2 separate regions of the Homo sapiens genome follow, and region 1 is linked to region 2. Evidence: read pairs that join two places in POLR2A ChIA-PET (ENCODE). Cell type or tissue: GM12878. All regions are shown on one strand. Each heading gives the region's core, and the rest is flanking DNA. Links, peaks and the distances in the headings are about the cores only.

Region 1 (4,393 bases), core at 284-4,283, 1.1 Mb before region 2:
TACTTCAAGATGAGTTCCACTTCCCCATCCCCACTGCCCTCCACCAGGTCCTGGCCATTGCTCCCCTTCACTCAGAGCAGACTGGCTGCTGACCTCAGTCCTGTGGTCCACTCTGTGTGGCTTGTTTTTTGTTTGTTTGTTTGTTTGTTTTGAGATGGAGTCTCACTCTGTCACCCAGGCCGGAGTGCAGTGGCATGATCTCGGCTCACTGCAACCCCTGCCTCCCTGGTTCAAGTGATTCTCCTGCCTCAGCCTTCTGAGTAGCTGGGACTACAGGTGTGCGCCACCATGCCTGGCTAATTTTTGTATTTTTAATAGAGACGGGGTTTCACCATACTGGCCAGGCTGGTCTCGAACTCCTGAACTCAGGTTATCTGCCTGCCTCGGCCTCCCAAACTGCTGGGATTATAGGCGTGAGCCACCTGGCCACGGCTCTTAGAATGGTTTTTCTAAAATGCAAATCTCCATCGCACATTGTACTTAATTGCTGCAATGATGTCCGTCACTCCAGGATCCAGTCCACATTTGTTAGGATGGACTTCTGGGGCTCTTCACTGCCAGGCCCTTGCCCACTTTTCTGGTTGTCCTCTGTCTACTTCCTCATAGATATGCTCCCCTCACTCCTCTCACTCCGGAACGTCCTGGTATCTTTGAGCCTGCCTGGGCTTACATACACTGGGCCCTTTTCTCCCAGACCTCTGTGGGTCTAGTCTAGCTGATTTCTACTCATCCTCCTAACTGTCCCTCACCCCCTCCCCATCCCCACTTCATGTGCCCTAATTCTCTCTTTTCTGTGCTGCCCTGGTCATGAGAATGCTGCTCTCAGAACATTCCCCACATGATGCAGTCCTCAATGGCATGTCTGTTTTCTCAACAGACCACATGCAAACAGAGAGGAAGGGGCCTATCTTTCTTCACTTTGTCTTTCCGGTGCCAAGAATGGCACCTGGCACACCGTCAGTGCTCAGCGTTTACTGAGCAAATAAAGCCAGACAAAGACTGACGGCAAGGGTGCACGCATCCTATGGAATTGTTGAAAAGTATCCACACCCCCAAGCAGTTTTGCCACTTACTTTCAACGGCTTTGTTCTCTAGAAGGAAATTTTCCAAAGCTACATCTAACAGCAAGCGAGAAGAAGGTTGTACCAAGCGCTTGCCGGCCTGGTCATGTCTGCCCTGCTGTGCTAACAGAGTCCAATACCGACAGATATGGACACGAGGTAGCGCACAGATGTGATATCCTGCCAGGGAGAGGGGAATCAGCACCCTGTACAGATTACCGGCTGCGCCACTGAGGGTAATAAATGAAGTGAGAGGCAACAAAGAGAACAGATAAAGTGCACAGTCCTCTGTCATTAACGTCTGTCTAAAGCCAGCACATGCTACTGTAAAATTTAAGTAGCTTATCAAAATATACTGATAAGCAACTTAACTTTTCACTTCTATGACAGTATTATCACTTATGTTAATATGTTTCAATCAGCCCTGGCAGCTGCATATTGACTATTACATAGCAAATGACTGCTGCCACTTTGCACAGCATTTACTTTGGCAGAGTAATGTAAACATTCAAGAGGGATTAGGGAGCAGATAAGTTTCTCCTTTCCTATTCTGTTAAATAAACCTCGGCCGAGTTAAAAGCCATTATAGTATGAACGAGAAATCCCCTCAGAAGAAAACTCTTGCACAGATTAGACGACTCAGTAAACAAATTTGACCAAGGATTACAAATTTTTTTTTTCCTGAAAGCAAAATACCACTAGTTAAATCCAGCCACTGAAAGTCAGGAGGCAGGGGGGAAAAGGCAAGAAGGGGAAGTAGAATCTTGCAAGAAAACTGTGACTTCAAGTAAACAAGAGAAAAACTGAATCATTTTAGAAATATTTGGTGAAGTGATATGGGGCAGGCTGGGTGCTCTGACAGTTTAGGACTACAGAATCCATCGAAGTAGTTTTGGATGAGTAGGTTCAACTGACCAATGTGGCTTGGGCACAGAAGCTCCAGCCTCCAAGTTGTCACCTGCTGTGAGGATGAAGGAGGTGACGTGGGAAGGAGCTCCTAGCCTACTATAGATGGCACCCTGGTTCTCACACTCAGCCTCAGCCTCAGCCTCAGCCTCACCAAGTCAATTCTTTTTGGCTATGCTAAGCAGAACCACTGGCCACAAGAAGTTTTGCAGTTACCCTGGAAATCAGCCATTTCTTTCTCCCTTTGGCCTGACCGGACACAACTGTTCCCCACATGTTGTCCCCTGTACACTCACAGATGAATATCTAGTGATGGCAGTGTTAAGGTTTTGAAACCGAAACCCAGCTGTCTTCTTCTTCAAAGGGCCCCTGTTTTCCCCTGTTGGGAGGCCAGGGTTCACAGCGGAGCTCTATCCAGCGGCGTTTCCTGTCCTGCTTCATTAGAGCCGCCACAACAGCTTGCGCGGCCTGCTAGGCTGCAGGTGAGGCTGCAGGGACCCTGCACTCCAGTCTGCGTGTGTCTGTCATCATTGAATAAACAATCCTTCCCAGTCCAAAGACAGAAACAAACACTCTAGTACACTGCACCACCTTGGACATCTAACGGGGTGCGACCATCCGTGGTCCGCCTCTGCCTGCTGCCTTTGTGTGACGGCTTGAGTCCCCACTGCGGAGTACCACAGTTGGGACTATGGTGGGCTCTGTCCAAGGCTGTGGCACAAAGGGTCCTCCTGCACTCAAGAAAGCTATGGTCCTCATCAGAAAGAGACACACCCACAACAGAGTAACAGTTTGGGTGGAAGGAGCTGGAAGTCCTTCCCAAGTGCTTTATTTAGTTTAGGCTTTCGGACTGATGTAGAAGATGATCATGGAGCATCATCATGACCCAATCAGAAGACAGAGAAAAGCGAAAAGGAACAGCCTGCTCCCCAGGCACCTGCCTGGATCCAGGCTTCTCTCCCTTCTCACCCACTGTGGCTCAGGTAACTCTGTCCCAGGCTCTACCCTCACTCCCAGGCCTGAGAGTCAAATGGAGAGGCTTGTGTTTCATATGAGGTAATAAGTTTTAAACTTGAGAAGTTTCCTCCACCCACTGCCTTCCCGATCCGGGGTCCCACCGGCCCTTGTAAGGAGGGCAAGGGCAGGTTCTAAAGACAGCACTTATGGCAGCAACAGCCCATAGTCAAAATCACCCTGAAAAAGCCCTTAAATTACCTCCAAATATGGCGGACATGGTCTGTGTAAACACAAAGTAGTTAACCTGAGTTGTGGGGTCAGGCTGAATGACAGCATCCTGCATCTAAATCTGTCGACCGGGTGAGCTGCTGGCTCTTGAGCTGAACTGAGAGCAGAGGACTGCCTTTTCTAATCTCACTCCACTTGGGATGATAATCACTCCAACTGGTGAGTTTGTGTACACGTGGATGACTGGCCTTGTGTAAGTTCAGCGTGAATATAAAGGGATTCCACTTCTTTAAGTATTAAAACAGAAAACCATTAAAAAATTTTAAGAGCTCTCCGACACCTCTTTCTACTAGTTCAGTTCAAAGCTATGAGATGGGACCAGGCAAGGTAGGTATGGAAGAGAGCAGGGGACAGGGATGGTGGGAGAGGCTGACCAAGTCGAGGAAGGCAGCAACCACCTGGGAGAATGCTGGTCCACAGCAGGACATCAGACTCAGGTGAGGGGAGGAAGCTGTCCTCCCGAAGGGGCAACCTGGTGTTAGAGTCCAAGTGGGAGGAGAAGGGTGTCCCACTGAGGGGTCATTGGGCATAGTGTGCTGGGGCCCAAGCAGAGTGAGGGGCCTAGTAAGGGAAAGTCAGCGTCTGAGCAGGATGAGGAGGGAGTCTCATGGGGGAGGCCTGACTTGGAGTTTCATGACTCAAGGGGGCAAGGAGGGGTTAGACCTGGCATGGGATAAAGACAGCATCTATGTGGAGTGGAGGGCCTGACCAGCAATGGTATTAGAACCCAGAAGAGTACAAAGAACATCTGGAAGGCAGTTCAATGTGGGATGTCAGAGCCTGAGGGGTGGGAGGGCTTCCACCAAAGTGGGGGTCGGGGGAGGGGAGGGAGGCGAGGCAGAGTCCATGTGGTTGAGAATGCTGTCCGTGATAGGAAGGGGCAGCAGCAGCTCTGCCTAAGGTGCCACAGTTCAAACAGTAGCACATGCTACTGTAAAAACAGGGTGAGGAGGGTGGCGCTGTGTAGGAAGGGGGCTGCAGCAGAGGGCCACTGGTTACAAACAAGGAACAGATCAAGACTGACCAAGCTGGTAAATATATAATGGGAACCAGGTATCTTACTATCAGAAGAGAGTTACAAATCCAGTTAGGGAAAGAATGAGAATGAACCCCACGGTGTCAAACTGGAACTGAATGTAACTGTGGGGCATCATGATGTTCAGTAGACAGGTAGGAAAGTA
Region 2 (4,393 bases), core at 173-4,172:
AGATTTTCAAAATGTTGACACATTTCATAACATCGAAAATCATATTTATTTCATCATCCATCTCATCAGAAGACATTAATCATTGGGAAGCTGTCAAGCTCTTAGTGGCAAGTACAAGTTTTCCAAAACTAATTGTTGCTTGAAAGCTCAAATTTTATTTACTGGCAACCAATACTGTCAGTTTTCCTTGATATGACAGACTCACTGTTCGTTTAAGAAAAAAATAGTCTGCCAAATGCCCAAGGCTGAATCAAGTATAGTTTAATTATTTCAAGTATTCCATGAACAAAAGTAGCTGGCTCAGATCACAACATAATCACACAAGCACTTTGTCTTAAAACAACCATTTTAGTTTGCACCAGAAGTGCTTGGCATGTACTTTTCCATTTTGTCACACAGAATATCAAAAGTACATGTACTCAAGGGTCAAGATTTAATCATCATTTTTACTGCTTCATCAAGGATGACATTAAGTGGAAAAGTCTTTTTGAAAAATACAAGTGCATGGAAGTGAAGAATATAATGACTACTAATACAGTTTGTGCCTTGATTTCTGGTAAGGGACCAACAGTTTTTACTCACTATTGTTTCTGCAAAATCAGTGTAAATGTCAATACAGTAAAAAAGGCAAATGATGTCTTAGCATTACGATTAAAATATATTTAAGAACATCCTGAAAGGGTCTCAAGGACCCCCAGAGGTTTGCAGACCACACTTTGAAAATCACTGGTTTGGATGCAACCATAAATAAATTTAAGGACTCAATAAATGGGAAGAGATTAAGTTTGAAACAAACAATAGTAATGAATGGTCAAAGAATGACAGAAAATACAATTGAGTACTACTTCATTATTTGTTTATAAATTTTAAAAAGCAAGGGATGAGGAAGGGGGATAAAGTACATAAGGCTACACAGAAGTGTTCTGTCTTCTAGCTTTTCTTTCGTGACAGAAAGACTAAATTAGATAAACTGGAATTAGCCATAATAAAAAGAACATTGCATCTGATCCAGTGGAGCATAAGGAATTAAAAGACTGAATTTTTAATTCTTCCAAGGTGATACAGCTTCATACAGCTTCATGATTGAAATGGGGACTTGAATTAATAAAACTAGTTTTAAAAATGAAAACTGCCAGGCGCGGTGGCTCATGTCTGTAATCCCAGTACTTTGGGAGACTGAGGCACGTGGATCACTTGAGGTCAGGAGTTCGAAACCAGCCTGGCCAACATGGTGAAACCCTGTCTCTACTAAAAACACAAAAATTAGCTGGGCATGGTGGTGGATGCCTGTAATCCCAGCTACTCAGGAGGCTGAGGCAGGAGAATCGCTTGAACCCAGGAAGCTGAGGTTGCAGTGAGCAGAGATCGCACCGCTGCACTCCAGCCTGGGCAACAGAGTGAGACTCCATCACAAAAAAAAAAAAAAGAAAAGAAAAAACTATCTGGTTAAGCTATTCCCTTCACTGATTCAGTCTATGCTTCATTTTGCGGTAGATTTGTTACTAAAATGTTTCCTGAGCTCTAAACTATGGGATTACACCTGAAGGAAACATCATAGATAAAATATCACAGGAAATCTAATCAATCATCTCTTTTTTTCATCAGTGTTTTAGAAGAAAATAGAGAATACAGAAATTTGGGCATTACAATGATGGGTTGGAAGAGCAAGCAGAACCCACTCTTAGACCTCCAAAATGCTCTTATACACAGATCTAAAAATCCATGATTCTATGAAATGTAAGGAGGAACTGGAAATAAAAAGCTGGGAAGATTATCCATCTTTTTCACATGAAGAATTTAGTTGTGCATTTCTCTCTCAAAATATGAATCTTGAGTATATTTTTAATGAGTTATAAATTGTTTACAATGCAAATAGTTGTTCAAGCAAATATCTGTTAGATACATTCTCTGCTAATAATACCACTACAATTCCAATGTGCTATAGCTATTACTCTAACAACTCCCTTAATCACTATTACCAAATTTTTAAAATAATTTCTCACTTGGGCAGTGAGTGCAAAGTCACTATTCTGGGTCAAACCACCCACAGAGTATATCTTCAAATCAAATGCCTGGATTTGTTTCCCTGAATACATTACATGTTGCTGCCCAGGGAATTGGTTTTAGAAACATTACACCTGCCAGCTGACTTATCAGCAGGGCCCATAGAACTGACACCAACTTAAAGGCAAGAATCAGTCCAGAAACAGAAAAATATACTGCTACTGCCATCTGTGGTTTATGCTTGAATAGCTTCTCTGGTGTAAACAAATTGAAGGGTGTAGAGTTTACAATTAGAATCCAAAGGCCTCATCATTTAAAGACACTTTTTTAAAGTTAATTCTTAATGTAACGAATTGTATGGTTTATTTAGTATAAGACGTAAGAATCCGTGATTCTGTATTTGAGATTATATAATGCTGATGGAGAAACCACAAACTACCCTGAATGAAAACTACTCCATTGCATAACTTTATTTGTCCCAAACACACACTCCTTAAAGAAACTCAGAACACTTGAAGCCCTCCTGTGAATTTATAATTAGAATCATTTCTCTTTTGAAATCGTGACTGTCAATATTAAAACAGCCCCCGAAATTTTTAAAGCAAAAAAATTTTAGGAAATCCAGGAATTTTCTATTTAGACGTAAGAATTTGGCCAGTTTGCTTCTGTCAAGATAAAAATTTGGGAGTTCAATTATTCCTATAATTTTTTTAAGAACAAAAATTCCAAAATGCAAATGAAGTTTCAAAGTAGGCTATTTTCACAACGTATTTTCTCTCAGTTTGCTTTCTCAAATGACAACCACTGTAGCTTGGGGATCAAAAGATTTGGTGCAGCTGGGGGTGGGGAAAAAAGCAATTCAGCTCCCCAGCAGCCGGCTGAGGAAATCCTGGTCCGCTCCCAAACTAAATCACTGTTAATTAGAATTACCGGGTTACACTAGTAAAGTCTTATTTAAATAACTGTAACCACTGAAAAAACTCTGGGTTTTTTTGAGAAGCTTTTCTACAAAGGCTGCTGTTTAATAGCAGGTAACAAAGAATGAAGAACGAAATACCGTAGGAAATGTTTTATTCTTTCAAATGATGCTCTCCTCTTTTTCCTGTGGCTATTTCTCCGCCATACTGAAAAACAGGTTAGACATCTCACAGTGGTTTTCTTCTGATTTTCTATTACTTACTAAGGGTGTTACAGTCTAACACCCTTGTCTTTTTCTTAAAGACAAGCCATGTTGGAAAACAATCAATGAACAAAAGACTGGGCTGGATTCTAGAAATACTGTATATCAAAGTTACATCTAGAGACGTTTTTTAAATTTAAGCTCAGCTGAATCTGAAACTTAAGCTCTAAAAAGCTCAATACCCAAGAAAGAATTACCTGCTCAGTACCAAACCACTTTCTTGCTCATTTTTAATAATTCTGGTATTTCTGAACCCTAGTTATCGAAGGCATCCATAAACCCTTAAGAAATTACCTGAGCCAGGAAAAAACTTTAATTAAAAAGTTAAGGTTGATCTTAATGCAGAAGTGTGAAAAACATTTTCCTTCACAACTTAATTGGTTTTGGAAATGCTCTCAAAGTATTACAAAGAGTTGGGTATATCAGATCACTACTTATGTGGGCAGATTAGATAGCTACCTTCTGTTAAAAACTGTTTCAAGCACATTTATTCTTTATTGAAATACAAGCGTGTTTATCTGTTGATTCAGAACTTTGATTTTTCTAATTCTGACCTTTTTCCCACATGACTAGAATCTGTTTTTACACATGAAATAAGGCACTTTTACTGTCCTACTTAAAAAAAACAGACTGACCCAACAATGTAAAATTTACTCTAAAACACATCTTCTCAAGTGTCACTTTCAACTTAATTATTATGCATGGAAAAATACTGAACAGAAAAGTGTCATTAATTTGGCTATAAATCAAAAATAAACTTAAGAAGCAAAGATTATGACCAGCCCCAAAGATCTCGATGAATTTGCTGACAATGAAGTCTCCTAATGTGGGAGAATCTATCCTGGCTTTATGCAATTCTTAAGCTAGAAGTTGCCATCTGAACACAATTCATTAACAAACCAATTTTTCAACATAACCAATAAATAATATCTACCCAATTATAAAAATGAAGTGGTAAATCTTCCCACTAACACAAATGAAACACAGCTCCAAGCTCCAAAACATGCAAGCATCATTAGCAATTTAAAGCCAACTTGCACAACAAACACTAGGGGTGGTATAAGAAACTTCCTCTACCAATGTTACAGCAACAGTTGGCATTTCTACCTACCATCCTCTACTATTCTAAAATGTGGTATTTTAATCTAAACTCTATTTTCCACCTTTGCCCCAAAACCCTAGGAAAAAAGTAGGGAATGAGAAACCAGA

Evidence for each region. ChIA-PET counts read pairs that join two places held together with the same protein. Peaks named below come from ENCODE experiments on the same cell type or tissue, not always from the same donor. Only the 100,000 strongest peaks of a DNase experiment are listed, where the experiment ranks them.
Region 1: POLR2A ChIA-PET joins it to region 2 with 5 read pairs; 1 of 35 experiments calls an interaction of 5 or more read pairs at or near these places.

What each region holds. Positions count from the first base shown.
Region 1 is chr9:123,677,301-123,681,693 of GRCh38, forward strand. The region is part of intron 5 of DENND1A (DENN domain containing 1A); the gene reads right to left. Among named protein-coding and RNA genes, the nearest start is that of MIR7150, 190 kb to the left of the region's middle. RefSeq lists an enhancer at 2,221-2,300. In GM12878, for the core only: no CTCF peak of the experiment used is centred there; a DNase peak (open chromatin) is centred at 2,231; H3K27ac peaks cover 1,966 bases.
Region 2 is chr9:124,762,772-124,767,164 of GRCh38, forward strand. All of the region lies in intron 1 of NR6A1 (nuclear receptor subfamily 6 group A member 1), which reads right to left. LOC124900274 (a long non-coding RNA gene) reads right to left here. Exons shown (of 2, transcript XR_007061773.1): 1 at 1-4,393. Among named protein-coding and RNA genes, the nearest start is that of NR6A1, 6.3 kb to the right of the region's middle. In GM12878, for the core only: a CTCF peak has its summit at 2,232; no DNase peak of the experiment used is centred there; H3K27ac peaks cover 1,285 bases.